Regions from separate parts of the Mus musculus genome. Here regions 1, 2 and 4 are each linked to region 3. Evidence: chromatin loops called from intact Hi-C (ENCODE). Cell type or tissue: left cerebral cortex. All regions are shown on one strand. Links, peaks and the distances in the headings refer to the core of each region. The heading gives the core; the rest is flanking DNA. Region 1 has its middle 620 kb from the start of Flrt2. Region 2 has its middle 110 kb from the start of Gm40552. Region 3 overlaps Flrt2 (fibronectin leucine rich transmembrane protein 2). Region 4 has its middle 320 kb from the start of Gm26055.

Evidence for each region. Hi-C counts contacts between places; a loop is a spot of excess contacts. Peaks named below come from ENCODE experiments on the same cell type or tissue, not always from the same donor. Only the 100,000 strongest peaks of a DNase experiment are listed, where the experiment ranks them.
Region 1: a loop joins it to region 3, with 6 times the contacts of the local background. A loop is called at or near these places in 2 of 42 quality-filtered maps.
Region 2: a loop joins it to region 3, with 6 times the contacts of the local background. A loop is called at or near these places in 3 of 42 quality-filtered maps.
Region 4: a loop joins it to region 3, with 3 times the contacts of the local background. A loop is called at or near these places in 2 of 42 quality-filtered maps.

What each region holds. Positions count from the first base shown.
Region 1 is chr12:96,308,052-96,316,334 of GRCm38, forward strand. No RefSeq gene overlaps it. Among named protein-coding and RNA genes, the nearest start is that of Flrt2, 620 kb to the left of the region's middle. In left cerebral cortex, for the core only: a CTCF peak has its summit at 3,302 (motif pointing left); a DNase peak (open chromatin) is centred at 3,310.
Region 2 is chr12:97,126,783-97,135,065 of GRCm38, forward strand. No RefSeq gene overlaps it. Among named protein-coding and RNA genes, the nearest start is that of Gm40552, 110 kb to the right of the region's middle. In left cerebral cortex, for the core only: a CTCF peak has its summit at 3,682 (motif pointing left); a DNase peak (open chromatin) is centred at 3,695.
Region 3 is chr12:95,694,729-95,703,011 of GRCm38, forward strand. The region is part of intron 1 of Flrt2 (fibronectin leucine rich transmembrane protein 2); the gene reads left to right. Among named protein-coding and RNA genes, the nearest start is that of Flrt2, 6.6 kb to the left of the region's middle. In left cerebral cortex, for the core only: CTCF peaks have their summits at 1,173 (motif pointing left) and 4,048; DNase peaks (open chromatin) are centred at 2,115, 2,424, 2,978, 3,112 and 4 more places; H3K4me3 peaks cover 3,854 bases; H3K27ac peaks cover 3,410 bases.
Region 4 is chr12:95,050,758-95,059,040 of GRCm38, forward strand. No RefSeq gene overlaps it. Among named protein-coding and RNA genes, the nearest start is that of Gm26055, 320 kb to the right of the region's middle. In left cerebral cortex, for the core only: a CTCF peak has its summit at 4,365 (motif pointing left); DNase peaks (open chromatin) are centred at 3,667, 4,330 and 5,717.

The sequences.
Region 1 (8,283 bases), core at 1,253-6,252, 610 kb after region 3:
TGACATTTTGATGAGGATAGGATGAAGAGTGAAACTTGCAGGACATCAATTAGATATCTATTTATATTTGACCAGTTTAGCGAAAAACAAGAACTACAGAAAAATATAAGGAAATTGGTATACACAGCTAAGATCTGTGAGAAGGAGGGAAGGAGAAAGAAGATGAAGAAGAAGAGGAAGAGGAATATCCTGGGAGGGACAGAAGAAAGGAGAAGCGTTTAAGAGTGGTGAAAAGCTCTTGGAAAGGACTCAAATTCAGTTCTTAGCATCCAAGTTGTAGGGCTCACATCTGCCTGTGTACCTCTAGCTTCAGGGCATTTGACACTCCCTTCTGGATTCAGAAGGCACATATACTCACCTGTTCATACCCACACCAGACACAAACTTAAAATAAAAATAAATATAACCTCCCCCACCCACCTCCTCAGCCTGAAATCTGGCTGATCAGTTTTGACTGTTAGCACCAGCAGAGCATCGGGGTGGAGCCTGCCACCCTATTTTTCTGCCACTCCCACTGCTACTACCTGCTGCCTAGCTGTTCTGGAGCCAACACGTGGTCACCTGCAACTGTACTCCAAGAATGATTTGGCGGGAATGGGCCCCTCCCCCTTCTTCATAACCCCGTGTCTCTGAATAGTAAAATTGAGCTTTGATCAGGACCCTTGTCTTAGCTCCATCCTTTCTTGCGCCGCCTAGTTTCCCTCTTTTCTTCCAGATTCCAAGATACTTTCCAGGCTCGAACCCGGACATGTGGGTCGCTGGCAGGCCTCAACAATAAAAAGTCTGTAAAACCAAATTAATGCACTTTCTGGTTCAAACAAGTGTGCAGAAAACAAAACAAAACAAAACACAAGATAAGCAGTAGTAATAATTAACTAAAACACACATGGGAAAAGCAGAAGGGAATGTTTGGGACGATATGGACAAGCGTTTCCAACCAGCCAGCTTCACCGCCATCTTTCTCCACTGACTTTTCATATCACATGTCTTTAACATTGTTAGCTATTCAGTTCTCATCATCAGATTAGGCACATAGTAGGACACACTTTCAGTCTTTATTCAATAGACTGTAATTGCTTTGAGGTATATGTAAGAGAAAATTTCATAGCGGTCATGAAGAAGATCGTTCTTAACAATAGTGCTGTTTTCATGCTTTGATATATAAAGCAAATTCATACAAGCACAAAGTTACAATATGTTGACTTTACTGTTCTCACCTGAACTTGTCTTGTATGTAGATGTAATTGCAAATACCCTAGTGACCATAGAGGCATATTGAGAACATATGTGGAAAAAAGGGAAATTCCAATTTGATAAAATGCAGCTTCAATTTGGAAGTTATTTTTATAGAAAAGTGTGATCAATGAATACTACCACACATATGCTATAATATGTCTCTCCTCAAATATTGAGACCACATTAAAAAGTTAGCAATGTCAGGGTTTAGGCAGTAGTAAACATTAGTTTAGTTAACTAGGAGCTTCCTGTTTCTTGATATTTCATTTGGGGATGATTCCTGGGTAGACACACAGGGAAGATATGATTCCAGCCTCAGTCTTTGGGGATTCCTGATTTAAAGCAGATAAAGGTGATAATATATAAAGAAATTGTGAAAGAGTAGCTCATAAGGCAAGAGAAATGACTTTAGGCTCTAGGGAACAAGGTGAATAAACTTAGTATTTTGTGAACTAGAAAGTAGATTCTGTTGAATGCTATTGACTTACCAAGTAAAACAGGAGCCAATGGAGCACTCACCAGGAGTAGAGAAGCTATACAAGATTGCAAGTGTGGTCGTGAATGTCATCAGTCGATGACAATACGATTGTATAAACTAATGCAAAGTTTGAATAAGACAGGCTGGGAGGTTAGAAGATATTTACACAAACGTGTGGTACAAAAGACGGGAGAGCCAATAGCTGGAGGCATTCATTTTATTTCCATATCCTCTATTACCTGACAATATATTATTAGCAAATACTATATAGGTTGAATGGTGTGCGAATTGACTGCATGTCAACAAACACAAAAACTGCCTACGAGAATAGCAATGAATAGTTTGTGTGAGACATGGGAAAAATGAAGAATTCAGGAATATTCATAAGATTTTGAAGTATCCGTATGGTGTGAATGCACATTTTCCTCTTTTCACAAATTAATGTCTAGATCCCTAAGCTTCAGACTCTTAGTGGTATATAAACCATTGTAATAGCACACATCATACACGTACACATACATATATGTATGTATACACACACATATCAATAAGCTTTTTGGTGAAAAATGATAGACCATGAGGTACCTAGAGAAAAGACTTTGAGTCATTAAGCTAATCAGTAATAAACTTCTGAATGGAAATTTTATCCATACCTATTTGAGACTAGCATTATGGAAGGAAACAATATTCTCTCAAAAACGCCGTTCACATTTTCTTCTAAATAAATGATGATGGTAACGTATATAGTGCTTCTTCTATTCTCATACATTTTCAAGAAAGGAAGGTCATCATTTAGGAAGATAGTACAATTATCTAATGGCATCCTCTGGTCTATATTTTGGGAAGACTTTAAAATGAGGAACATATTCCCAACTTTGGAAATATTGTGATGAAAGATGCAAGAACCAAGGAGCATACACTCTTAAATAGGAGAATGTCAGAAAATGGTCTGTGTTCCAGGATTAAATGATCCTTTGTAGCAGAGGAAAGAGGCAGTTTCTATTGAAGATTGTAAACTTGTGCCATACTTCCAATATCAAATGTTCTTCTTACAAATAACATTTGCATCATATTGAGATTAAATTTTCAATAAATCTAACTTAATAAATGTACTTTCTGAGTTGACTACTTTTTGACATTGGCAATTATTTGATTACAGATTAAGTGAAATTCAATAAAAATAGTTACCTTACTTACTTATATTGTTACAAACAGTTAATTACTAACAAGAACATAGCTCATTCAGGTCCCAATATGGGGGGCAATTGTGATTTGAGTATATATTTTCAATACCTTAGCAAACACTCCTCTTTGTTTTGAGATATTTATCATGAACCCAAGGAAAGCTCTTTAGTTCATGCCACAATAAATGATGTTAGCAAGAATTTGAAAAATACATGTTTTCATTCAAATTTACTTAAGAAGACAGAGTCTTTTCATCTAAAGAAGTAAATTTTAAATGGCTTACAATTTTTTATTTTTTCCAGGGTCATCACTGTACAATAAAATCCTGCAAAGAGAGTTGTTATTACTGACTTAATGGGCTAGATAGCCAGTGTCCATTGCAGTCCAGTGTCTGTGCGCCAGCGCCCCCTGGTGGGTATTGTCAAAAAACAAAATTTTATTAGGGTAGTTTGCATAGTCATAAATATCATTGAATCTATTGTGTCAGAATTCATTTGGACAATGAAGATATCTTTGCTATCCTTGCTTTGTACTGACAGTGAGACATAACCTCCCTACCAATACACCATATGTGGCATTAAGAATTGACTTTGCAGTGTAAATAAATGCCAATTTTACGCGTTTTCATATTCATTTGTGATTATGTATGTATATATGCAAATTGCAATGTGAATTCTTAATTTGTAGTTTATACCAAATGTTTTATTTATGTTTACTTTTCTGTCTATCATCTTTCTGTTATATATATATACATATATATATATATACACATACATATACACACACACACACATATATATATATATATATATATATATATATATATTTATATATATATACATATACATACACACACACATATCTTTCTCTATTTTTAATTAGGTCTCTGACTCTTAAATATAGTTATTATGGTGTCAAAAGCCACTGGTGAGCAACCAATAAACCTAAAGCTTTATATGTTGGACTGATCTGATTTAAATATGAATTTTTGCAATTATTATCTTTGTTACTTGCATTCCGGTTTTCTGGAGGCCAGTAAGGACATCAAAATAGGAAGTTTGTGGACACGCTCATAAACTTCAGACAAGCTTTTCCAGAATAATGCTTTTCTTCTGTATTTAACAATTCAAGTGTTAAAAACGCACCAAACGTGCACACAGTCGCTATTGAACGCTAAGAATCGTGAAGACTCTAGGAATCCCAGTCATCCACAACCTTTCTAAACAGGGCTCTGTATGTACATGATCACCAAGTAGAGAACAGCACCTCATCTCAAAGAATAAATTAAATAGATACGTTAAATTACATTATTATCCAAAGAAACATAATATATCATAGATACAGATGAGCTTATAACAAATTCTTATTAATTGATTAGTAGGTTCTATATATAACACAACGAAGTGCTGTGGTTTATTAATAAGATGACATTGAACTTGACTCTATGCAAATACATCTTGAGACTATTGGAGGATAAAACAATCTTATTACATTTTATTCCTAAAACATCATCCTTTATCCTTATACTTATAAAAATATGAAATGTTTGGGGAGTGTTTAAACATTTCAGACTATCAGGCAATGTCTCTGATAGTGAAGTTTAGTGCAGTATTAATAGAGACATAAAAGAGAAAAAAGAGAAATTCACAGACGCTGAAAAGAGTATGGAGACACTGCTGGTTTCCATTTTCTGTAAGGAGAGACTTCTCTGGTGAGCAGCTGTAGCTCCATTTGTCATTGTATATAAGGCTTAGAATATAGTGAAGAAGTACACTATCCTAGCAAAGTTGTAATTGTGGCATCTCTTCTAAGTTCCATAGTGTCACTAGTCCCTAGAAATCACAGCTAACTTTCTAGTACCAGGCATGATTTCCCTCCTGTTTTCTCCTGTTTTCATTTCCCTTTGACACAAGTCCTCCTCCATAAACTTTATGCATACCTTGTCACGATAATAGTTTTCCTGGTTTATAGGTGTGGTAGGTAGGTGGATATGTCTAATTACATCCTTTCTTTGTGAGATTGCTTGGTATTTTCTGGATCCACGAAAGCTAAAACACAGAAAGATAATTTGGGAACAGTTTCAACTTATACCATCTCAATCACATTTCATAAATGTGTGATATCTTCAGTAGTAAATCCCATACATAACCTGGGAAACAAAAAAGGCTACAGCTATAATCTATATTGTTTGGGAGACTGGTCAAACTTGAAACAAGGCACACACAGGCTACAGACATAGCATTAATGGGAACTATTTATATAAAATTTCTCTTTCTCTTTTTCTCTTTCTCTTTCTCTTTCTCTTTCTCTTTCTCTTTCTCTTTCTCTTTCTCTTTCTCTCTCTCTGTGTATCTCTATATCTATGTCTGTTTCTTTCACACATGCATACACACATGCATACAATCTCTCTCTCTCTCTCTCTCTCTCTCTCTCTCTCTCTCTCTCTCTCTCTCTCTCACACACACACACACACACACACACACACACACACACACACACGGGAAGAGAGAGAGAAAGAGAGAGAGAGAACCCAAATATAGTCAAAGTAAAAGAGACCTTTGGTGGAGCATGGTAGGGGTTCAAGGTAAGGTAGCTGGGGGTGGATTGAAGGAGAAAAGAGAATGAGCAAGTGATGTGATTCTATTTCATTTAAAACATAAAATTAAATTTCCAAAGAGAGCTGTTTCTGGAAAGAAATAGAGCAACCACTCCTCTAGCAGACACGCAATGTCTAAAAACTGTCTGGAAGCATTTGCTGATTGCACTTCAGGATTCTTGATTTCATGCTTTAGAATCAAGTTGCTTCAGGGATAATTGAATAAAGTTGATCATCTTTGACCACAGTGGTCTGTGGTAAGGCTGTCCAGCCAAATAGATTCCAACATTTATTTCCATTGACCATGTTTTTAATTTACCAAACAGTTCATGGTATTTTGAATGTTTTTAATGATCCATATTCTACTCACTGAAACTCTATTTGTGCATCAATAATATATGTTTTTATCCCCTTTGAGTCTAATGTTAGAAAACAGGGTTGATTTTCTAGTAAGTTTGAAATTGTTCTGTGAAAAACTTTCCAAATATTTATAGTTGAAAGAAACACCTAGAAACAATACCTAGAAACAAAAACAAAAAAACAAAACAAAGAGAACAAACAACAACAACAACAACAAAACACCTTCTTGAAACTTTTGAGAAATATCAGGTCATAAATTTCAAATAGAGATACAAAGCAATTGATATTCATGAGACAAAGACCAATTTGTACATGTTTAGTTAAACATTGCACTTTTGTTTACTGATTCAACTTTAGACAGATTTACACCTAAAAGGTGTGAGCCAAGAAAGTTCAAATTATATGTTTAGAAAACATGAAGTTATTAAATACTCGATTGTAGTTTGTGCCTCTTTTATTTATGTATTTTTATTAACTTTTTTATTGGGTATTTTCCTCATTTACATTTCCAAAGCTATTCCAAAAGTCCCCCATACCCTCCCACCTACTTCCCTACCCACCCACTCCCAATTCTTGGCCCTGGTGTTCCCCTGTACTGAAGCATCTAAAGTTTGCAAGACCAATGGGCCTCTCTTTCCAATGATGGCCAATTAGGCCATCTTCTGATACATATGTAGCTAGAGACACAAGCTCTTGAGGGTACTGGTAAGTTCATATTGTTGTTCCACATATAGGGTTCCAGACCCCTTTAGCTCCTTGGGTACTTTCTCTAGCTCCTACATTAGGGGACCTGAGATCCATCCAAAAGCTGACTGTGAGCATCCACTTCTGTTTTTACTAGGACCCGGCAAAGCCTCACAAGAGATAGCTATATCTGGGTCCTTTCAGCAAAATCTTGCTAGTGTATGCAATGGTGTCAGGGTTTAGAGGCTGATTATGGGATGGATCCCTGGGTATGGCAGTCTCTAGATGCTCCATCCTTTTGTCTCAGCTCCAAACATTGTCTCTGTAACCCCTTCCATGGGTGCTTTGCTCCCAATTCTAAGAAGGGGCAAAGTGTTCACACTTTGGTCTTCATTCTTCTTGAGTTTCATGTGTTCTGCAAATTGTTTCTTATATCTTGGGTATTCTAAGTTTCTGGGCTAATATCCACTTATCAGTGAGTACATATTGCATGAGTTCTTTTGTGATTGGGTTACCTCACTCAGGATGATGCCCTCCAGGTCCATCCATTTGCCTAGGAATTTCATAAATTCATTCTTTTTAATAGCTGAGTAGTACTCCATTGTGTAAATGTACCACATTTTCTGTATCCATTCCTCTGTTGAGGGGCATCTGGGTTCTTCCCAGCTTCTGGCTATTATAAATAAGGCTTCTATGAACATAGTGGAGCATCTCTCTTTCTTACCAGTTGGAACATCTTCTGGATATATGCTCAGGAGAAGTATTGCAGGATCCCCCGGTCCTACTGTGTCCAAATTTCTGAGGAACCGCCAGACTGATTTCCAGAGTGGTTGTACAAGCTTGTAATTCCACCAACAAAGAGGAGTGTTCCTCTTTCTCCACATCCTCGCCAGCATCTGCTATCACCTGAATTTTTGATCTTAGCCATTCTGACTGGTGTGAAGTGGAATCTCAGGGTTGTTTTGATTTGCTTTTCCCTGATGATTAAGGCACATTTTTTCAGGTGCTTCTCAGCCATTCGTTATTCCTCAGGTGAGAATTATTTGTTTAGCTCTGAGCCCCATTTTTAAATGGGGTTATTTTATTTTCTGGAGTCCACCTTCTTGAGTTCTTTATATATTTGATATTAGTCCCCTATATGAATTATGATAGGTAAAGATCCTTTCCTAATCTGTTGGTGGTCTTTTTGTCTTATAGACGGTGTCTTTTGCCTTATAGAAGCTTTGCAATTTTATGAGGTTCCATTTGTCAATTCTAGATCTTACAGCACAAGCCATTGCTGTTCTATTCAGAAATTTTTACCCTGTGCCCATATCTTTGAGGCTTTCCCCACTTTGTCCTCTATAAGTTTCACTGTCTCTGGTTTTACGTGGAGTTACTTGACAGTTTAAATATATGGAAATCCATCTACATAATCTGTTATATAAACCAACTCAAAGATAAAAACAACATGATCATCTCTTTAGATGTGGAGAAAGCATTTGACAAAATCCAACACCCATTCACAATAAAAGTCTTGGAAAGATCAGGAAATCAAGGCCCATACCTAAATATGTTAAAAAAGCAATCTACAGCAAACCAGTAGCCAAAAGCAAATTAAATGATGAGAAGCTGGAAGCAATCCCACTAAAATCAGGGACTAGACAAGGCTGCCCACTTTTTTCCCTACTATTCAACATTGTACTTTAAATCCTAGTGTGCCTCTTTTATTTAACTTTACATAGCATTCTTTATAGTAAAGATA
Region 2 (8,283 bases), core at 1,100-6,099, 1.4 Mb after region 3:
ACCAATCTGATACCTGCTTGCTGTATTAGAGAGAATGGATGCTTGGTACTGTAAGCCTGGAGAAAAAAAATGCTGGAGAGGTCATGAGCTCTCTGGTGGGAGAAACAAGATAAATGGCCACGTTGTCAAAATAAATTCTGCATTTGTACTAGGAGCTTTGTACTGTCCGCAGCCTTGGATAGAGAAGCTTATTTTGCATATAGTTAATGAAGAGAATCACATGTATTTCCTCTCTCTCATTTAGTTTAATGCTCACTTCTTAATGCCTTTACCAAGTATTTCCCAATTTTTTTTAGGATGAAATCTATTTCTTTTGAGTTAAATAAAATAATATATTACATTAAAGTAGATATTTTCTGGGCTTTGTATCTTCTGGAAACTATAAAGGACAATTTTAACAGCTACAGCTAAGTGGAAATGTTAATAAAAGAAACCTTGTAGTGAATATTTGTTCTATTTTTTTCTAAACTCTAATTGCTCATTATTCGCACATATCTTTTGACAATGCCTATGGCTATTTCTGGATATGACAATTCAAAGTCTGTCCTAGTTTTTGTTTTCCCTTTTATGTCCTTGGCCCACAGTTAAGGACTTCTTAAATCTTTATTATAAACATTAAAGGAAACAGATTCAGCCACTAATCTCAGCGCTGAACAAGTCACACACCATGTATTTCAAGCTGGTTGGTATAATAGTTTGTTAAATACTAGCATCAGTTGGTGCTCTCGTGTTAGCTTCAATGTCTCCACTTCATTCATTTACTCATTTGCTTTTATATTTAACTTGTGTGTGTGGGGGGGTGGAGCTGAGTGCAAATAAGTGTGCTTATGATTTTCTGTACATGTTTGTATAGGGAGAGGCCAGAGGTCAACTTCAGCTAATGTACTTCAGGAGCCCCAAATATGGTGATTGAAACTGGGGATGTCACTGTGGCTCTCACTGGGCTAGGCTGTTTGGCCAGTACGCCCCAATGATCAACCTAATCCCCCAGCACTGGGATTATAAAAGTTTATCTCCCCATCCCCATCAAGCATGCTTTTATCTCTAAGTGCTCAGACTCAGTCATCATAAATCAAGTGCATTGCTAATTGAACTCTTGTCCAGGGTCCCAATTGTCTCTACTTTAAAGAACTCCTTCAAATCAGATCTGCCTTTTAGTCCTAAACAAATTTCTATCAGCAGAACTTCTCTTGAAAATACCTATAAGCAGGGTGAATTGAATAGAAAGGGGCCAATACTGCTCACATACCTTTTCTTTTTATTCCTTGTTTATCAAATCAGAATTGAAAACACCTCAGTAAATCTCCTCTAATGTCTCTTGGTATATCACAATCTTGAAAATGTGCCATGAAATATGCCCTGAAGAATGGACAGTGAATATTCACTTTATAGAGGGGGACTATGTTGATTTTTTTATATTAAATGTTGCATAGTAGATTTTATTTAATGAACATTTCAAGCCCACACATTAAAAGGATTCATTGAACGAGCATGCTGTTTCTGTTCTTCTTGTTTTGCTTTTAGTTTTTGTTTTTGCTGTTGTTTTTAAATGTTTTGTTGGTGGTATGTTTACCTGTCTGTTTTGGTTTTATTGGGGGTTGTTGGGTCTTTTCTTCTCTTTCTGTGTATTCTTGAGTCCAGAAATAGAAGAACAAGAAAACCTTGCAATCTTGCCTAAAAAACTGTCTGATGATGTACAGATTTCTGAGGGACAGGACAAAATCATTTTGTCAGGAATCAAGGTAGTCCAAAATAACTTTGCAAGAGTGACTGATTCATTTATTTAGTACTGTATTAGAAACACAAAGGTCAAAAGACATAGTTTGCCAGCTTGTTATCTTATGGTATATTGAAACAAACAAAAAGAAGTAAGAATTTATTCGTATACAAAGAAAGACATATTTATACATATATATTTATATCTATGTACATATATATGTGATCATATATAGGGCTAATGAATGGTAATGAATGATTATTATTCACGATTACTATTTCATTACCTATTATATTATCACAAACAATATTTAATGGCTTAAAACAAAATCCGTTATATTTGTCATAATCAGTAATCGTATCTGGATTGAGCTGTGACCTTCTTTCTGTAGTACTGTGCAGGGAATCATGAGCCTGAATCCAGCAGCCTAGGCTGCTGAGAACAGGAATTAGCTTCATGGTTATGTTATTTCCTCTGTCTATTCAGTCTCTCCAGGAGGCATGGGCATCTCATTTCCCTGTAGGATTATTGCACATCTGTCTAGCATCAAGGCCAGCTTTCACAATGAAGTCTCAAGGCTGAAAGTTCACAGAAGCAGAAATATTTAAGACTGTGTAGTGCTTGGAACCTTAAAACAGCAGGATAGTAGCCTTTTATTGTGTTGAAATTGAGCTCCATGGTCAGCCGACTTCTAAAGGAAGAAAAAAAATGAATGTGATAGGTTCTAATTTGCAAAGTAGGAAGACACTAGACAAATAATGGTATGGTTTCACTCTTAAAATACTTCTCTTTTTTGTGACTGATCTAAGAGGACCAAGATTGAAAGCAAAGGTGAGTTAGGAGGCTATTGTCACCATGCATAAGAAAATATGACTGAAATTAGTCATGTCAATGATAATGGGATAGAAGTAGATTATCCTGGAAAGAGTCTGTGGAACAAAATTGACAGGAATTAATGCTAAATACAATGTATCTTCAGCCAATGAGAAGTATACATGTAGCATGAATGAGAGTCGGGATGCTGTGATTTATAAATATGGAGGATGTAGGTGGGGAAGCTTAGGTTATCAAGAGATTTGGATCTGTTCTCTTTCAGCTGCCTATGCAGCATTGAATGGATATGAAACCTGAGTAGTGAAGCTGTACAGCTCACGATCCAGAAAGTCCCAAAGGAATTGATCTGTTATTTAAAAAGCCATTGGTCATTATAATATCACTAATGAAGGAATATAAGTAAGTAAAACTCAGAGAAAGAAGGCTTGCAAGATATATTAAAGAGTTACATAATACCATCCGATTATGTTACACTAATGCTAACTATAGGGGGATTTGATCAACACAAGGGAGGTTGCAATGACAGGGAGACAAATTGTAAGTCTAGAACAATAATAACGATACTTTCATATAGTACAAGTGTGAGAGGAAGGAAGACTTTTGGAACAGTCAGGAGGAGAAACAGTAAGATATTTATCTATAAGATGGCAGGGTATTGCCTAAGACTTAGATTTATTCAATTTTCTTCTGAGGAAGGTCTATATCAATTACCAGCTTTAGGTTCAGACATCAACTCTTTCTCTTCAGTGGGGTCTACGTAATTTGAAAATTATGAATACAATGTATTCCTTAGTTTGTATGGAAATGTGGAGTTGATAGATCCAAAGCTATGGTTGTTGTCTTAGCATGAATAAGGCACGCAATTAAAATGAAGATTTTTGGGCATATCTTGGGAAGGCTTAAACCACTGAGTAGACTTAAATGCTTCCTTCACAATTTTCTTGTAAAAGTTCAAGTTCTCTCAAGTCCTCTCATGACTTCTTGATGTACTATTTTGATAATAATTTTCTAAACTAATCCAGAGTCAGATGCATAAAGGACAAAAGATTACAACACTTCTATTAGTTACTAACAAAAACTTTAATAGCTTAAAACACTTTTCTTTCACTTTAGATTAAATAAACACCTGCTGCCCCCTAGTGGCAAATTACTGGGGAATAAAATCTGTGGGTCTCTTGTTTATCTACTAACTAAAGTGGAAGGTGGAATGCAGATGTTTTATAAAACTCAAACTGTCACCTCTAGTTGCATAAACTGCTTGAATCATTTTAATCAGTGGGACTCAATTGGAGGACTTACTGAAATGGCACACATGACCCTTATGGAATGGTTAGGAAAAGAATTGAAGGAGCTGAACAGTATTGCAACCCCATAGGAATAACAGTAGTATCAACTAACCAGGACTCCTCAGAGCTCTCAGAGACTAAGCCATAGGCACATATTCAGCAGAGGGCTGCCTTTTCTGGCCTTGGTGGGAAAGGGTGCACGTAAACCTGTAGAGACTTGATGCCCAAGGGAAGGGGATGCTGGCAGGGCTGAGGTGGAGGTGGGTAGGAGGTTGGCAGAGCACCCTCTCAAAAGCAAAGGGGAAGGGGGATAGGGTGAAGAACTCTTGGAATGGGGACCAGAAAAAGGGGCAACATTTGGAGAGTAAATAAATAAAATGGTTTAATAAAAACATGGCATCAATGATATTGCATATGTTCATTATAAGTAATTTAGTAACATGGGGAAGTAATTTATTCATCTTAATTACGAACAATCTGGATTTTAAAATCCATAAACCCAAGCATCATCCTGGTGCAAGCATCTGGGTTTACTAAACCTTGAGCAGATTTAGTAACAAGAGAGTGAGCCCTTGGCAGCTTAGAAATTGATGTTCCATGTTTAATATCTTCATTTTTCTCTCTGTTTTCCTGGCTGTGAAAAACAAAATGGCTCTTTAGAGGAGACAGAATTCATACTAATGAATATGTTGGGATATTACTCTGTGGCCCAAAGAAAACATTGAATCACCATATAGTAATATAGTAACCCCGCTCATATGTACACCGTTTGTGACTCTTCTGACCTGCTTCATCAACATTGGAATAAATAATGATGATGATGATGATGATGATGATGATGATGATGATGATAATAATAATAATAATAATAATAATAATAATAATAATATATTGCACCCCCACAGTTCCACAGTTCCTGGAAGCAGCCATGTATGCTCCTCCCCACAGTTACCTGGCAATAATCAGGTAGGCTTGGCCCAGTATTAAAAAGAGCTGCTTGGCCCCTCAGCTCTCTCTTAGGCTCTTTCCTCTCTCTTGCATCTTGCCCACTCTCTCCCCATTCCTTCACCCCTCTCTTCACGTGGTCATGGCTGGCCCCCATTTCTCTACTCTCTCATTCTCTCTGCCTCTGCTACCCTCTTAAGCCCCCTCCCCCTGTCCTAAATAAACTCTATTATATACTATACCAATGGATGTCAGGTCCCTCAGCAGGAAGTGATGCCTCAGCATGGGTCCGCTGGGGCATCCCCTTCTTCCACACCTTGCTAGAGCATAGTCATATAGCTCTTCCTCTTTTTAGGATCAACAACAATAGCAATAACAATAATATATATGCATCATCATCTTCCTAAGATTCCCACAGGTCAGATTCTTGTTTTCAAACAGCTGCCCATAGACAGACATATATCACTTTATGAGAAAAATCCAAATTTTAGAAAATAAAAAAACATTTTAATCTTTAAGAAAGGTAATGTATTTCTATCATTAGAATAAACCATGGTATCAATCAAACAAAACAAGTATTTTCAGTTATGAGATATCCCCAGTGAAATAAATGATTTCTTGGACCAAAATGGAGAGTACATACCTAATTGTCAAGTTTTCTTTTTGGAAAATTTACACACAAATGTGCCTGGTGCTTACGTTAATAGAAATCTACTCCTGACATGATAGCAACTATTTAAAGCCAGTTTTAAAAATATTTAAAAAAAAATATTTCTGTTTGCATGCTAAGTACTATTGCAAGTTCTTTCTCAAATTTTATGTATGCTAAAACAAACCAAAATGAGTAGATGGTATTCTTGAATTTTAGAGGAGACAGAATTCATACTAATGAATATGCTGAGATATTACTCTGTGGCCCAAAGAAAACACTGAATATAGTAATATAGTAACCCCACTCATATGTACACACTTTGTGACTCTTCTGACCTGCTTCCCCAAGGATGGAATAAATAGTAGTAGTAGTAGTAGTAGTAGTAGTAGTAGTAGTAGTAGCAGTAGTAGTAGCAGTAATAGTGATATAATAATAATAATAATAATAATAATAATAATAATAATAAACTGTTGGTATTCTGTCTAGACTCCATCCCCACAGTTCCTGTGTAGCTGCAGTTGGCCTGAACTCCCTTTGTAGACCAGGCTAGTCTTGAACTCAGAGGTCATCTACTTGCTCTGTCTCTGAGTGCAAGGATTAAAGATGTGCACCACACTGATCCAGTAACTTTGAATTCTTCAAAAAAATGAGTAGATAGTATTCTTGAAGTATAGGAATGGAGGAGACCAAGATTATCTTATCCCATTTTTCCTTGTGATAAATCTGAATCAGACACACACACACACACACACACACACACGTGTGTGTGTGTGTATTCTGTATCAAATATATATATATACATATGTATATATATATGTATATATATGTATACATGTACATATATATAATCATATATATCTTTATAATACCTATATCTAGAAATACTGTTGTTTCTGGGAGGTCAATAATAAAAAATGGAGAGTCTTAGGTAGACAATATGAAAATTAGTCCCTCTGAGACATGATTAAGGAAATGTCTATAAGATAATTTAAAATTGCTGACAGGAGTTAAAACCAGCAAATTATGCTTTGCATTAAGAATCTCTAGAATAACCATGATAAATCTTTATAGAACTACGTCTTTATAGTTCACATTATTAAATATGACACAGTGAGGAGTAAAACCAGAGGTGTTGCCTGTGTGGATTTTCAGGCAACATGTAAATACTGAGATGAAATAGACAGCTTAATGATGATGCCTTTGTTTTGTCTTTGAAAACAGTGCATCTTCTTCCCCCATTTGACTTGAGACTGTTTTAAAGGAAATTATATAACATGGAAACTGTATTTTGGGAATGATAACAATTAAAAGAAGATACCAAAGTGGTAAAAAGCAGACAATCTCATTGTGAGTGAGCTAACACAGGCATGATGCAGAGTTTGCTTTGGGGACAGAGTGGGGTTTGACTTTCCCTTTGAAGTAAGAAATGATTCTGCACTTGTTATCATTTTGTACTTATGAATCTAATGCAAATCTTGCATAATTGTTATGTACTATGTCAGATGCATACGCTGAACCCAGAGCTTTATAGAGCTTCTCCCTACGCACATTGGAAATATAAGTTTCTATATCATTCCTCTCTTCTGAATGAGCTTCTTCATGGTTCATATTTCACTCTGGGATCCTTGTTTGTATCAATCTAATATCCAGGTTTTAATAAAGTCTTCCAGTGTGGAACAGGTTTAAATGAATATATTTATCAAAATGCATCAATCTATAAAGCGATCGTAGTTAAATAAGACTTGAACACATCATCAAGAGAATATACATGTGTGTTCCATTTTGATGCACTTCTTCTCCATTCAAATGTGGCAAGTGATTATCAGTCAATCAATCAAATCATGAACAAGGGCAGAATAGAGGAACATTGCATTTTGGATGTAGTGAACTAGCCATCCTAAAGAAATGAGAAAAAATAATTAATAAAATTAGCTGCCTTTCTTCAAGTCTTGATTTATTTTGCTATACCGTCAAGATAGTAAGAGAAAGATAGTTTGAATATAAGAAAATATTTCTGTAATGCCTTACAGAGTGGCTTAAATGTGCCCTTTTATAAACAGACTGTGCATATGAGAAAATGATTTAAACAGGGAGATCCATTTTACTATACGCTAAGACAAAGTTTTCCTATGTGCCAAATGAAGTTGACCAGGGAAAAGTAAGTATAAACAGAGCCTGTGGGAGGTGGGAAGACATAAAAGAATGCATTAACAAATTGTGGTGAGGTCATCACTGAGAAACTTATTTAGGCTGGGTTAACTGGATGGAATACTATTGGAAACAAGCAGAAAGGCTCAAGAACATTTGAAATTGGTAAGAATTTCCTTGATCTACTGAATTTTGGTATACATTCATCACATGTCTTGGTGAAATTGTACCACCCAGACATGGCATGTAGACATCGCTCCTTCCAGGTGTTTGAAATAATAAACTTCAGCAGGACCAAACACAGCTGGATATTTTCTAATAATACGTATAGAACTCGGCATCAGGCAGTGTGAATGTGTATGGTTCCACAAATGTAAACACAGCATCAATAAAGTACAGTATCATTTATTTAATGGGACAAGAAGCTGGGAGATAGTCGCAGATGTTTCAATCATTTGTCATTGGCTTTCTCTATAGCTCTTCTCAGGTCAATACACATTTGCCGCTTTCTGTGTCTGAACTGGTCAATGGGAATTCACACCCTGCTCTGACTCATTTATAATAACCAGTCAAATTGAAAGACAGCATTTAATAAGCACATTTTGCCAGGAACTTACTGCATACATTGCACCTTCAGATGCAATGAGAAAAGATTGGAAAATGCTGTCCAAAACAGTTCACAAAGGGAACAAGAAACTAAG
Region 3 (8,283 bases), core at 1,173-6,172:
GGACCTTTGATAGACTGGGGGTGCAGCACATCCCCAATGTTGCCGGCGAGTGAAATAACGCCATTTTGGTTTGAGAGACTTGCTATATTTTTACCCTCTCATGTTACGTTTCGATCATTTCTGAGTCTAATAGCTCCTCTGGTGTAGACATACATCCAGAGGACTAGAGAAAGGATTTTTCATCTTTCAGAGAAGCTCCGGGTGTGTAGGGAGGACGCTTGAGGAAGCTTAGAGAGAGGGAGAGGAGCAGCGCTGGGTCAAGTTGGCATCCCTGGCAAAGCGGGGTGCACTTAACTCTCTCCAGGGAGGACAGGGTTAAAAGCCCCATCTGACTTCTCTTGGAAAGCTTAGAGTTGCTGCGGCTCCTCCCAAGCATTCTTTAAACCAGAGAAGTGGGAGGGACTCCGCAAGGGTGGGAGGGGAGGAGGGGAGCTGAGAAAGAGGGCTCCAAGAGGGGAGCGCGCCAGAACACGAGGGACCGAGGGAGAGGAGGGGCGCCCGAGGAGCCCAGCCGACTCCGCGAATTCATTACAGTAAACATTTCCCAAGAGGGAGGGGGTGTCAGGTGAGGGTGGGGGTGGAGACCTCGCTCCCAGCCTACATTAGCTGACCCGGTCGGATCAAGGCTGCAGTGTGGCTGGAGCAGCCTCCAGCCCCGCGCCCCGCAGACGCTGCACTTGGAGTCAGCCGCGCGCCCGCCCCCGCGCAGCCCGAACTGCACGCCCGGCTGCGCGTGGTCCGCGCCTTCTCTGCGACCGAGCTGGTTCCCCAAACCGACCCGCGTAGCCCTGGGTCTCTCGGCAGTCCGGGACTCGCTCGGACGCTCTTCACCGCCCTCTTAGATCGCCCTACTTTTGTCGGGGCGCCAGGCGGAGAGGGTGAGACTGAGGAGGGAAGACCGGAGCTGCGGCAGCAGACCGAGCCTAGAGAAAGTGGCATGCCCGACCCCTGGAGGCGGAGGTGTCGGAGGACGGGGGAAGAGGATGCCGCGGCTCCGTAGGGGACGTAGGCGACAGCAAGCGAGGCGAGCAGGGAGCTGGGGCGCCGGCAGGCTGCCGGGGGGCGCGCACCGCTCTGAAGCTCCAGCCTTTGCCTCCCGGGGCTCCGACGCAGCGGGAGACCGAGCTCGGTTCCAGCCACCGCCGCCGCCACCTGGAGGACCTAGCAAAAGTTTGGATCTTGGGGAGGAGGGCGCTGTGCTGAGAGGAATTACCAGCGGGGCTGGAAGGAGACCTGAAAATCCTTAGCAGGTAAACGCGCAGCCTTAACCGTGTCTCCCACTCTGGGCTTCCTTTCCTCGGAGAGCAGAGTTTTAGCTACATTTGACTCAAAGTAAGACCGAGGCCAAGTTCAAGGTCCCGGGGATGGGTATCCAGCGCAGGCAGTTGAACAGTCCTGTTAGCTGGGTGTGGGAGTGTGAGTGTGTGGCGGCGGCGGCGGGGTGGGGGGGTGGGGGAAGTGGGGGGGGGGAGGAGGTGGGTGTCTTGGTGTTTCTTCTTGCCAGATAGGCAGCTGTGCGAGAGTCGACCCCCTTCTCCCCCAGGAGTTCAGGAGAACCGTGGGCCCCAGCTGGTGTCTGATTTTGTATAGTTTGGAAATTTGGAATGTGTAGCCAGGGACTTTTAACTGCGCTTGAATCCAGAGAGGAGCTTGACGGATTTCAGTCACCTCCATCCTCCCCCCAACCCTCAGTTTTATTTCGGAAAAGAAGCTCACTCTACCTTGCCCCTTGCCCGCTTCTCTGAGCTCTCCCTGGATCTCTGATTTGGAGAAGGGAAGCAAAGTGGAAAATTGTCTTTCCCTGCATCCACATCCTCGGAGTCTTCCCTACTTTCTTTAACCTTCTTGTGTCATGAAAGCATGAACGATAAAATTCACATTTTCACTGAAGGGCAAAATAAAACGTGCTAGCCATTGGTAGTTTAAAATTACTCTGTGTGAGTATGGTAGCGGAATGAGTAGGGGGAGAGGGGATCTGGATATGTCCATAGTGCTGCCTGAGGTTACTGATGTTGTAGACAGCAGCCCCTTCCCCCCTTTTGGCCTGATGCTCAGTGATGTGGGGGAAGTGAGAATGGCCTCATGTGTGCAAGGAGGCTAGGGTACCAGAGGGAAGAGGCTCACACATTCTGAACAGCAGCCCTATGGTTTTCAGCTAATAAAATAGCTACTGCTCACTCCCAGGGCAAAGCGGATTCAGCACTACCATCACCCCCCACTCCCCCGTAAGGCCCTATAGAGTTTTGACACATCTCTTGGGGCCCTGCTCTCATCTTTATTATGATGATCACTATTAATTCTCCTGGAAACTCTTAGTACTTTCCCTGAATGAAAATCATCTCTCTGAGAGCTTCTGATTAGTTCTAATAGAGGGAATCTCCTATAAAGCTAACAGTAAACTAATCAAGCAAGCGCAAGGCGCAAATCCCTGTAAATGCTCCTACAGGAGTGCAAAGTGCTGATCAGATTTCTTTACATGCTGTGTCTGCTGTGCAAAACCTCTTCTAAATGGGAGCCATTGCTCCCCCATTCAGCCGGGAGTCTACTTAATCACGCCGGGTTCCAGGACCCTTAGAGCATGTCCACTAGCTTACAGGATTATTGCTAAATTTATTATGTCTAACTCCCCCCAGCCCAAAGCTAATATGAAGGATGCCTTCCATACCGGAGTGGGATTCTGTCTTAGTTCTACCTGGCATGACCTTATTAAATCTGCCAAGAAGTATCCACCCCCTCCCCCCAAACATTCTAAGGTAAATAGAATGCAGGGTTGGCATTTATACAAGCACTGTGTGATTGTTGCTGAATGAATATAAAATTCTAGGAAGGGATCTGAAATGTTAGAACTGGATTGTGTCTTATCTGCAAGGATATTTGCCAGATGCATGTAGCCGGCTGGCCACCATATTAGAGGAGAATTCATCTTTGGGGAATGTGCACACCCAGAAAAGTTGCCCATTCTTATGGTGTGTTATTGCCGCTGAATGTGGACAACTTTTCTCTCCTCATCTGTATTTTTTTGTGAAGCCTGAGAAGTAATCAAAGCAAGATAGGATCTAACCGTTTCAGGGTCTTTACTAATGACTGTTGACAGTGCGGCGCCCCACGCTCATGTGAAGTTGTAAATATCTGTGGCAGAAGGACAGACGTTGAGAGATGTGATTTCAATCGCTATCCTATGTGTCTGATAGTAGGGCCATGGAACTGTACAGAGAACTGGACCCGCTGTGCTCTAGCAGAACCTCATATGCTATTATAGAACACGATTACATACCTTGCACAGAAGGAATGCTAGTTTTTTTTTCATTTTGTTCGTGTTGTTGTTTTGTTTTGTAAAGGGGCCCATATCTTAATACTTAGGAGGTTTCACTGCAAGTTCTCTGGGGTTGCTTTCAGGAAAATAAATTAGGTTCCAAAAGATGTCATGCTGGCCTTCTCTGGAGTCCTTAGAGGAGTCTGTCCCGTTTCTTTCTGTGTGCAGGGTCTGGGTTGAAGTGATCATATCTGAGTGTGAACGCATGGTTCTCATTTGAACCTCCTCTGATGTCCTTTACCTTTATTCTGGCCTGCTAGATAGCTTGACTTAGGATTTAAACCAACCTTCCTAAATCGGTGATTCAGTTCCCCAGTGTGAGGCTGTGGTTTTAAGGATGGCCACATCCAGAAGTCTTATTCTGTAGAGGCCCCGCTGGAGCATCTCATCTAGTTTGAGCCTTCAGTGCTACACTTTTCTAAGGACGAATGTTTGCTCCTAGGATCAGCAGTGCCCAGGGTTCTAAATAAATGCATGCAAGGAAAGAGTGAGGGTGCTCCAGAGACTGGTGCTCAGAGACTGGTGCTCAGAGACCTTGGCTCTCTCTTTAGAACATTCCAGTAAGTCAAGGTGAAGAGCTTTCTTTCTGTTTGGGTCATGCGTTCTTTCTGGCTAATCACCTTTTGGTATCTTTAATTTTAATTCAAGTTCATTTCTTTCCACTGGATTGCTTTAATAACTTTGTGGTTTCTGCCACACTGATTCAAATTCAGTCCATTAGTGACCTCTATCTGTGAGAAGTGAACACTCATTGTTTTTCTTTCTTCTCATCAGGATCTGCAGACAGATGATGTGTGCCTGGGGACCTACCAGCTCCATAGATCTTTCTGAATATTTCATATTTTTTTCTAATTCCATTTTTTTTCTAATACAGAGTTCAGGATGGTTAATGATATTTAATAACAGTAATAAAATGTTATCAGTGAATCGAGTCAGTCCTACTAAATGGTTATTCTGTAAAGCACTGACAATATGATCAAAATAAATTAAATCCAAGCAATGTAAACTGCCTGAAAGAATTGTGCACTCAAGGTGACTGTTGTCTTAAGACCGCTGCTGCATGTCTGTGAAATTTTATTGCCCCTAAGTGCTTACATAATAGGGGAAACTTGAGACGGGCCCAGAACATATTATGTGGAAACTAGACTTCTTAGTAACTGTGTGCATGCATCTTTAAATTCAGCTTGGCTTCTGTGAACTTAGGTGCTGATGAGGGGCAGGGTAGAGTGTGAGGGGCATTTATACACAGATGACCCTTTTAAGGAGGCTCTCAATACTTGATTCCTTATCCATCTCTATCTTCTGGGGCTTTTCAAATAGAAATCTGAGTTTTGGTTGATTATTTGAAATATTAATTGAAGCCAAAATTTATTCCATTTCTATCTTGGGTGGATATCATCTGACATTTTCCACATGTTTTTGATGTACTGGTAGTTGAGATATGGGCTTTTTAGGAGGTTGCCTTTATTCTCCCTTGGGCAGGTTTTACATAAAAGACATTCTAAAGACCAGTCATTGTTATTGAAATTAAACATTATTGTATCTTCCTTATTGTTCCATCCCTAATTTATTTGATTTCATGAAATCATATTTTTTTTCTATGAAACTACATGTTGAGGGTAGACGTTGTGTTATCAATATGTTGTGACTCAGTCTAATAAAAAAATCAAACTCCAATTAAATACCTGTTATCAAATACACATATAGGCACACCTCACGGGCAATTTTCAGACACAGATTCTTTTCAATGGTCTAAGTATGTTCCCTCTTTTAAGGGCTATGACACAAATATTGTAATAAAAATATCCTGTGCTCTGATGAATACAGAGGCTTATTTCAGTCGCACGGAACAGTAAAACACTGTATTAGCAAAATAATCAGTGGTATTTTGAGTACATGGTCAAAATCTGTTAGAACTTACATGTTTCTTTCCTTTTTTTTTTTTTCCCTCTACCCTTTGGCGAATTTCACATCTACTGGGTCTTTTGGTTTTCTTTGATTCCTTCTACTGTGGTTCTTTGAAGTGCTTCAAAATTAAACAGTAGCTACTTTTTAGGGAAATTCATCATGTTATGTTCAGGATTCCAGGAGAGTTAATGACGCAGAAAAAGTCCTGTAAAACATCTTTCTAAAAGAAGCCCTTCTCTCACAGCCTTCCTTCTTACTGGCCTCCTGTACCATTTGCAGTGAATTGGAACTCCCTTATTTATTTATTTTTCAAATACCACCTTTAACTTAATTTAATGGGGGATGTGTTTCTGCAGAAGTGTGCAGTGCCTTGTGTGTCTTGGGTCCCTTGAACAAAGCAGCATCATTGTTTTCAAACTGCAATAAGAGAAGGTAAAAGAAAATCTTCCCGGGGTAATTGAGGAAGTCCGAAGACCTCATTCACAATTCCCAAACACTGATCAGGTACTCTCCTGATGTTTAATCAGGACATAGCCCCCTCCCCCCCTTTTTTTTTTCTGGAAGCTTATCAGTTAAAGACTTCAGCCATTTTTGGAAGCATTCCCAAGATAAATCTCAGGAGGGACAAACCATTGCTTTCTCTTCATGCTTCAGACTTCTCTTGCTGATTTTGGATCAATGTTCAAGAAACTTGGAAGAAGCCTTCTGTTGAGCTCAGTTCATAGGTGCTATTGTTCATTTTGGTTGTATTGTTATATTTCAGTTATTTTTAATCCCAGCTTTCATACAGATTAAAGGATTCCTCCTATGAACTTTTGGAGAACCTGAAGGATTTTGGAGTTAAGACCACTGAAAATTAGCAGGTCCTGAAGTTCACAGAGAGCAATGACCACCCTTGTGTGTGGAGTAAAACAGTAGTGGCTTCTATGAAGGTTCATGAATCTGCTCACTGGAGTTCACCCAGGTCACGTGGCCAAGTGGAAAACATTAGATAAGCGTTAGTCTTGAAATAGCTTCACATGTTGCTGTCACTCTTAGACCCAGCTGGTTGTGGGTATTACTTTCATAAGACTCTGGTGTCAATACAAACTTTGAGATAGTTTCCTTTCTTATTTTGATCCCAAGCTTAGACACAGATGCTTAGATGAAGACATTTTGAAGGGGTTCTAATACTCAACTCCATGTAAGACAAAGGGGAGCTGAGGTGAATAGCTTAGATAAGCATTGCCCTTAAAGACCCTATCATACAGTTCATTTTTTTTTCCCTCCCATTGTGGACCAGTTTCTGAATAAGCAACATCATGAAGCTGAGAGTTACCTTGCTTTACACAGAGTTAATAATTAACATTCATTTTGAATTTTAATTAAGCAGATTTAAAATTCTCCAAATAGAGTTAAAAATTTTAATTCTTTTACAGATCCAACAAAAATGATCAGAGTTGGGTATATTCATTAAAATACAAAAACTTCATGGCAGTCTTTGACATATTTACATTTAAAAACATTAAAAAAAATTCATACTTTTCTGCTATTATGCAAGATTATGAGTTTTTTCCTCATCTGAATAATTTTGCAGCATAAGTATTTGACCCATCAACCACGATAGCGTATAAGAAATGTCATTTTTTTTGGTGGAAAAATTACAATATGCATTTTTATGTCTGTATATTTCTTTCTATATTTGACCTTGTAGGAATTGTTTAATCTACTGGAGACTTAATTTCCTCTTTGCAGAGTTCAACAGAGTTGGTGAGAGGTCTAATAAGATTAATGTGTGTGGAATGCCTTGATAACAATACAGAGTTACATTCTCATAAAGAGGCATTATTCAGGTTGATAACATTTATCATTGCATGACTGTCTTGTGCTAGGATAGGCTGTTTTTTTTTTTTTTCTAATTAACAGGATATGCAAGAGATTCCTTTGTCCTTCACAAGCCTTGGCTTGTGTGTGTGTGTGTGTGTGTGTGTGTGTGTGTGTGTGTGTGTGTGTGTGTGTGTCTGTGTGTGTGTCTGTGTGTCTGTGTGTGTGTCTCTGTGTGTGTGTGTGTGCGTGTGTGTGTGTGTGTGTGTGTGTGTGTGTGTGTCTGTATTCACCTATCTTATGACATTGTTTTTTGGATCCATGCATCATTTTTTTCCAGCTCACTTAGTGATTGGTTGCCTCCTTTGATGAACTTTCTTTATTTTGATGCACTTCTTCTTTCCAAGCTTGAAAGGAATTAGGGAGAGATGAGTTCCAGGGCTAGACTTTCCTTTCCTTGATTGAACTGATCATGAATGGATTCTGTTAAGAATATTTACTGGAACAAAGCTTGAAATAAAATTTCTTGAAATAAAAGCACTTCTGTTTTGGATCAGATTTAAACTTTAAGTATGAAAGTTACCTACTATGAAAATAATAGCATTAATTAAAAAAAAGCATGATGCATTTTTAACATTTTGTCTTATAAAATAAGACTATTGTTTCGGTTCTTTGGTAAAAAGAAAAAACAATACTCATTCCTTATCAATGAATAAAAAGATTGGATTTGTTATGATGGAAACATATTCAAATTTTATGTCACTAGTGATACAGCTGAACACCTGCTGATACAGTTCTTTATGGCTTACTTCTGTAAATTTTATTCAGTTATATTTCTTGATGTAAAGTTTCACAAGCATATGCATTTGTGAACTGTGCAAAATTATCTTGACATCATGATTTTTGGTTAGAATGAATATTTCACCCAATGATTTCAAATTCATTTCCATTCCTAATTGTTATCTTTCCAGGTTCTGACAGTTAGTGTTACTTTCTGTTTTATTTATTTGTTTGTTATTATTTATTTATACTTTTTGAGATTACTGACATGGGCTCTCATTGTGTAGCATTAGTTATTCTACAATTGACACTGTAGACCAGAGTGGACTTGTACTCACAGAGCTCTGCCTGCCTCTGCTTTCCAAGCTCCGAAATTAAAGACACCACTCGTCCTAAGACTGCCTTATGTTTGGTACTTTTATAGTATCTTGTAAAATCCGTGCCCATAGATGTATATTTTAAGATGGAAAATTGCTTTC
Region 4 (8,283 bases), core at 1,282-6,281, 640 kb before region 3:
TTGATACTAATACTATAAAGGAAGTTGAAGATACATGCGTTTTTGAAAATTAGTTTTGGAAGTTCATGATTCATTACATTATGCTTTTTTCCCTTTGACATTGTTAGATTAATTAAATTTATTAGGTCAGCTCCAGTGGAGTCTTTGTCCAGTTTTCTGTTGAGTTTTCATATCTACATTATCTAGTTTGATAACTTCTACTGTCTTCCACGATGCTCAATTCAATTTCAATTCTTCATGTATTCTTTAATTCCATTTCTTTTTGTGTATTCCTATTCAGACTCAATATAGTTTTCCAAGATGATTAATCCACAAATGCCTCAAGTTAAAAACGACAGACTATCAATCCCATCCCAACCTCTCTCATCACCACATCTCATTCTCAATTTTAAAACATCCAATTTGGCTTGTCTCATTGCCTCATGCTTTTGGATCTGTTTACTAATTTAGCTTATTGATTTCAGTCCTAAATAGTCAAGGTTCTAAGATTTAGCCTCTGCACTTTGTTTCTACTGCTCTTTTGTGATCCCTGGTTCCATGCTTTTCCTTTTACCCACAAAGTAATTTAGTCAGTTTTAAGTGTTGCTTGGTGTGTAAGAATTATTCTGGGTTTCATAATATGGGAACCAAAAATTTACATAAGCTTCTGATTTTTCTAATGACTGACTATTTAACAGTACCTGTAAAATTTATATTTATAAATTTGAACTTCTCTGGTGGTTTAAATGATAAATGCCTTGGGCATTTGAATGTTTGGTCTTCAGCTGGAGGCATTGTCTGGGTATGTATAGGAGGTATGAGTTTGCTGAAGAAAATGTGCAGATTCAAAGTTCAGTGCCATGCCCCACTCTGTCATTTCTCTCTCTCCTGAAAAGTTTTTTTTTTTTTTCTGCAAAATGTTGAACAAAATTTCAATATGTGAACTCTCAGGTCTTCAGAAATGTTTTTTTGTTTTTGTTTTTTGTTTGTTTGTTTGTTCATTTGTTTGTTTTTTAGTGCTCTTGAACTATAGGCACATATAAACCCTCCCTTCTATAAGTTGCTTTGGGCATGGCATTTTATCATAGCAATACAAAAGTAACCAATACAAATATTTTCAATAGTATCCAAAATACTTGGCCATTTTTTATTTTTGATCAGGGTATATTTGATTTATTCCCAAATATTATGTGATGAAATTCTACAGAATCTATAAAAGTATGTTTAGCCATTTGTAAAATAATTATAATCTTCCTAACACAAAAACTACAGAATGTATCTCAATTTCGTGTTGTTAAAACAAACTATGCATGTATATGAAGTGACACTACTACACCGACTCTAACAAGCTATTTCTATGTCTAGCCTTTGAAATACTGTGGCATTCATCACAGTAATAGTTGTGCCACATTATTCTGGTGCAGCCATAGTGCTTACAGAATGCAAGTTTATGGAATAAGGGAAAATTATAAGTCAGCAAATTAATGGATGAGTGGAAGAAGAAATTGTAAGTCATCTACAGACCCTTGCTTTTCTATCTCGGGAAGAAATTGAAGTGTAAATTTATTAGGAAATAGCCCTAAACCAGACTGTGTAGATGCACTGCTATAAGAAATAAAATGTCAATAAATACTAAGGACTATGGGATTCACATACCTTTCCATACGTCCCATTATACATATAAGACTTCAAAGTAGCACAAAACAGTGCATCACATTATTAGAGGAGTGAAGCCAGTTAAGACACATGGAACTAATTCCTAATGGTTGTATTAGGAAAATACAAGATTTAGGCTCAACTTATGAAAGACAAGCTTACCAGTTACATAGTTTGGAAAATACATATTTTTTTATAAGACTCAATTTTCTTATCTTTAAAACTGGGAATATAGTAAGAGGATTGTTATTTTGAAAAGTGTTACAAAGATGAAAATCATTAAATTATTAACAGAAGCAAGTCTTACATTCAAAAAATAAATACGACTATGTAATCAAAATGTAAATACTGTATTCTTGACACCAGGTTTCTCTCAGAGTTTACATTAGCAAGAATGTTGATGGGTTCATTGAGGTACAGTAGGATAACAGAGATCAGAGAACCCAGAATCCCAGTCATGTTAACACTTGCTGCCTAGACAGCGGTGTTATTGGAGAATGTTTAGGCCCTTAGGTTAGTGTCCTTTCTGAAGGAAAGATGTTGCTGGGCATGGGCCTTGAGAGGTTAACCTTTAAGTCATTGCTAGTCTCTGTGTCACACTTTGTGTGAAGGTGTGAGCTCTCAGCTTCTCTTAGAACAGTCACGTGGAATCTCTTTCCCTCTAATATAGTTATTAGCCCTTATCTGAATCTAAAATTGTCACAGAAATTGTAATAATATGTATTTTTCACATTTTAGTAAAATACTGTTTGTCATAGAACAGACTCAAAGAGCCAAAACAATTGTGGAGTTTTCTCATTGGAACCATAGGAGTGTAGAAAATATAGATTGTATAGAATTTAAAGAGCCAAAGATAGTGGAGAAAAATACTCAAGACCCATTGTTAAAGGAGATTGTTATTTTCTGGGGACAACAACAAAACACAAACAAACAAACAAACCAAAACAAAAGACACTATGATAAATGCAGAAAAGTTTACTTGGGCTTACAGTTCCAGCATGATGGGCATCTGTCCACTGTGGAAGAAAGCAGAAGGCATGCAAGCAGGAAAAGCAGCTAAGAGCACCCATCTTTGAACTCAAGCACAAAGTGAAATGAAATTAAAGTGACTTAGTGATTTAAACCCACAAAGCCTATCTACAGGGGCATGCCTCCTTCACCAAAGTCATACTAAACCACCCCAAATGGCAAATGCCCAAGACTGTGGGGAAGCTCTCTCATTCTAACCACAAGAGTAGCAAGAAGAATTGATTGCCCCACACCCAAAAGCCAGAACTCAGTTTTGATGTGAAATATAGAGATACGTGAATAAAGCAGCAAGAAAAATATAAAAATACTTTTTCCAATTGACTGTGCTCATTGGGGTACAGTCTACAGCTATAAGGGACTCGATGGCTATAAGGTAACTTGTCATTTATTTGTTAATTTTCCACACCTCTCATTGAACAAATGAAAATTAAACACAAAAGGTAATTAAGTATCCCCTGCAAAAGAAGTCAGTAAAAAGGGAGATGACAAGATGACTCAGAAAAATGAAAGGATTTGTTCCTAAACATGATGAATTTAGTTTGTTTCCTGGGATTCATATGTTAAAAGTAGAGAACTGACTATTGCAAGTTGCCTTTTGTTCTCTGCACGTGTGTACAATATTTGTGTGTGTGTGTGCTCGCGTGCACACACACACACACAAAAACAGAGAGAGAGAAAGAGAGAGAGAGAGAGAGAGAGAGAGAGAGAGAGAGAGAGAGCTCATTAAATAAAACAGTAAGTTCTTATATAAATCTGTGTTGAGAATTTTGATGTCTTTAAATAGATGAATGTTATAAAAATATGTTTTGTTTTAATCCCAACTGTAGGATATGGAGCTGCTTCAGATTGTCCACAGCAGCCAACCATGATCTACCTTGTGCTCTAGCAGGCATGTGATTCTTCCAACTGCAGATAATTCTTGTAAGTGCATGGCATTTGGAACTCTGGAGACTCTTGAAAGTGTAGAAGATCCTAGATCCGAGGGAGGCTTGGGCTTGCTGCTGCCCTGCTCCTGCTGCTGCTGTTGCTTGCTGGTTATTGATTGCTGGTTGGAGATAATCTGATAACCAGGATCAACATTGCTGGAAGGAACTTGACACCACTAATCAGCTGGATGTAGTCTAATGAGATTCACACCTCCTTTCTCCTCTAGGCTTCTTTCTCTCCTATGTAGTATTGGAGGGTTGGAAGGGTGAAGGGTGGTAGAGAAGGGAGTCCATAAGCCAAAAGTCTGGCTACATAATGATAATAAATACTTGTAAATATTAAAAAGAAAAATCTGGAACACATAAATATATAAAGGTAAGCACGTGATTCATAAAGAACCTTTTAAATCATATGAGCAAATCAAGCCATCTTTACAGGCAGAGTTGAATAGGACAAAAGATTATTGCAAACCCTTAGAGTAGGTCAGATGAGGCTGAGGCAAAAGTCTAAAGCCTCTGAACAAATCCCTGGAGATTCAGGCTGAAGATGTCTTGCCATTCACAAATATATCAATAAGATTCAGTAAGGAATGTATTAAAGAGATGCCTAGATATCCAATATAATCTCTGCTTATCTTTGACCAAACAGCTACACTGCAAACCCAGCCTCCCTTTAGCACCCACATTCTTGCATTTTATGTAAAGATGTAAAAGCAGAAATGTGTTGATCCAATCATAAGTGTGGGGGTGGGATATAAATACATCCCGTAGGTGTTCTTTCATGTAGTCTTTCTCCCTCTGGAGGCAGAACCTTAATAAGGTCCAACATAAATACAACATAGCTTTTATAACAAAGGCATTTGTTTCTATGTGTCATCTTCTGAGATAGAATGTCTCTTCAGACTTAACGCCAGCTTATCATCCTCACAACCGATGACTGTGCTCAGTCACTGAAATCTTACTGTTTGTGTAGTATCACTGCCTCGGATTACCATTCTTATTTGAAGACAGTTCCTAAGGAAAATAGAATCATGTAAACGTGGCCTTCAACAATAACTTCCCAATTATTAATTTTGTGGCCTTGAACATGTTATCATCTTTACAAGGTGCAAAAATAGCAACCCATATCTAGATAACAATTTTTAATTGAATATTATACAAGGTGATATATAAGAAAAAAATTGTATTACTTTTATTTTTTACAGTCCAGTCATTACTCTGTCTGGGTCTGCCCTTCCACAGTTCCTCATTTCATTCCTTCTCTCTCCAACCCCCTAAACCCCCTACCTCTGTCTCAAAGAGGATGCTCCCATTCCTCCCACCACTTGCCAGGCCTTTTCACCCCACGGGGTCTCAAGTCTCTTGAGGGACTTCAGTGAAAGAAAAAAAATTAAAAATTAAATACTTTGCCTAAGAAATAGCTGTCATTATTATTTGATCTTTTGGCATCTAAATTGATATTTGGGTGTAAAAAGTGTTGTCAATACAATACAATGGAGGATGAATCAGTACATAATGTCATCAAATCCCGGGAAACTATATTCAGATTACCAACAGCCATGAAAAATAACTGGTAGGCCTGGCAGCATAGCTATAATCCCAGGGCACTGAGAGAGAGACAGTATATCAGCAGAGATGTTTTGCTAGGTAGACTAGCTAAATTTGTGAGGCTCACTCAGAAAGTGATTTTTGTCTTAGTATAGAAAGAAAAATCAAAAAAGGTACCTGACACCACCCTGGACCTCTACACTCATGCCCACATACATGCACAGACATGTGCACACCCATATATGTAAAAATAAATACATATATGAACACACGCATACACTTGTTTATTCTACCAAGTACAGAAATGAAATATCTGCAGGGCTTGAAGAGCTGTTTTGATAAGGCAAGGATCATAGTACAGATTGTAAACTCAATATAACCCAAAAGTCAGTTTCAATTTTCTATGCATACAAATTGCTTATGCACAGAGATTCTTAATGTGTGAGGATATTTTGTGAAGTTATAAATTCTAACATACATAAATCAATTGTCACATATATTCCTCACAGCAAGAATGTAGGTCCTTCTTTATATGGATGAAAATGTACATGCCAATTCAAGCATACATACACACTACCCCTGCAGCTGCGATCTTTGCAAGGAGGTACCCACATTTCAGGACTTGGCATGTTTTCTCCCTCAATCAAAATAGAATTACTCAAAATGGTCAGCAAGGACGGTTACCTCATTGTTCTTACAAAGAGTATCTATACAAATGTTTTAAGATTCATAGGGGTAGAGTTCTAATTCTCATTATTTTTGCTTGTTGTCCCGCAAAATAAAATATATTTCTTTTAAAGAGATGCACACAGAGATTATTTAAGGAAAAAGTGTCACCTCTCTTCAACCTCCCATTGATTACACTTAAATTAGCTGTTTCTGTATCTAAGAATGTTACAATTACATAAGTCTATTCTTGTGGCTCTCATGTGCATGGTCAACAAGATTTACAAATCACATGAGGGTCATTAGTAAACAGCAGTTTTCTCCTGGTTCTTCATACTTTTCCATAGCAAACTATAACATGCATTTGGTCAGTGTTGTTTAAGATTGAGGGATAATTTTTTCTAAATCCCACCCTACCATCTCCTTCACCACACCCCTCTGCTTTTTCTTTCCTTGCCATTGTTCCTCTAAACTGAAAGGCCATCTGTTCACTTGGCAGATGCTCGTCAGTTCTATAATTGTTGTCATTCTTAGTATAGTGCGAACCCCGCACTATCCGGGGGACGGGAAGTACTACATTCATGAGTTAGCCAAATGTATATTGTTGTCGAAATTACTTGTCAAAACGTCAAGGGGAACAATATTTGATTTCCAAAGCATGGCACACATCTATCCAGATTACAAGATGAGGGTCCTATTATGTTGTTACTCATGCTTTGCATCATTCAGATTTCAACTGAAGTAAATGGCATGAGCTTTGCAAGCAATGATTTCTATTGTGTGGAAGGACAGGAGTTTGCTCAAGCAGTGAATTGAGAGGTTTTACTGAAGTGTATCAAATACATACATTTGGATAACAGAAGCCTCTGGTATGAATGTAGCTCACTTTTAAACAGACCCAAAATATGATAGTCAGGAATAAAATACAAAGCATATTTGAATGTGAAGCCAGGGAACCATCAAGCCCAAAGACAATAAGATAGTATGGTAATTTTGTTTTGCTCCTATTACAAATTATTAGGAACACTGGGACTTACAATTGTTCCAGTTTAAGTCACACTAGATCAAAGCCAACATTGGCAGGGCCATGTTCCTTCAATAAGATCATCATGGAAATCGTAACTCGAATTTCCCTGTTCCCTAGAGATGGACATTTTTTTTTTTATCTAGAGCTTAGTCCCTCTGGCATCAAACTGGCATCTCTCTGACCACACCTCCATGTTCATATCGCCTTGAGAGATGCTTTGCTTGGAAGAAATCGTGAGCTAAGTTTAATTTTTCTGGATAAATTCAAGGTATTATTTCCAACTGATGGTATTTAACAAAATTTCTATCTGTAACCTCCCTCTTTCCATGTGACACAACATATTTACCAGATCCATAGGGTAGGATATGGACATCTTTGGACTTCTCATAGATATCATTCATCTACAAGTGCTTTAAAATAATGACAAAGAGACATAAATTTATTTACATAAATTAAACTTAAACAAATGTAAAATATTTACTATACCGACCAAACTCTAATTCTGTGTTCCTATGATGAAAATACACAACTTTATTTTGGTAAATTTGTTTGAATCTTCTCTTTAAAAAAGAACAAAAGAATCCTCTAAGCAGTATTTGTATTTCCTTACTCTTGCAGTATTTTTGGGTGACACAATTAGTTACACAAACAACATTTTAGCCAAATACCTGCCACCCCGTCATGGTGTGTTTAATTACATAATTATTATTCAATTATATTATGTATATTGCTGACAACAACAATGATGAGGTCATATTACAAAACATTCCTGAAAGGTTCTCAAAGGTACTTTTTATTGTTAGCTGATATACAATGCAATTGGAGCTGATGTACGCTGAAGATAGATGCATTAGAAACCAACCAATTAGCATGCCTGTCCATGCAAAACTTCAAAGAACACTTAGGAAGTAGCTACTCCAGGCTACGAGTTAAATCAGATGCTGCAGATAAATGATAAATCGGGCATAGAATCTGCCCTGAATTTACATGCAGTGTTGTTAAGGAACAGATGTATAACTTGCCATGTACTGTTTGTTCTCTCGTGCATGGAAGGAAAATAAGAGGTCGACATTGGAAAAGATCAATAAAGAGAGGAGAAGCATTTCAAACTGATTTTTAAGGATAATTGTGGCTGAAAATTTTTAGGTAACTGCAAAAAGGCATTCTTTCATTTTATATAGGAACCATAAAAGGGAATCAAGTTAATAAAATTTAAATAGCATAACAAAATAAGTCTCTAGGTAACTCAATTAAGGAGTATTATTATTCCTCCCATGTCTGGCCTTTCCTTATGGATTAAAAAAATGTAAAAGACTGAAGCAGGATGCAACATGTGTCACAACAAGGTAAGGGATTGCTTTCCCTGTGTTTATCGTGGAAATCTGTGTGTGGGTGACTTCTCAGCTAGTGTATTAGGGATGATTTAAGATCCTTACACCTACAACTTTCTGC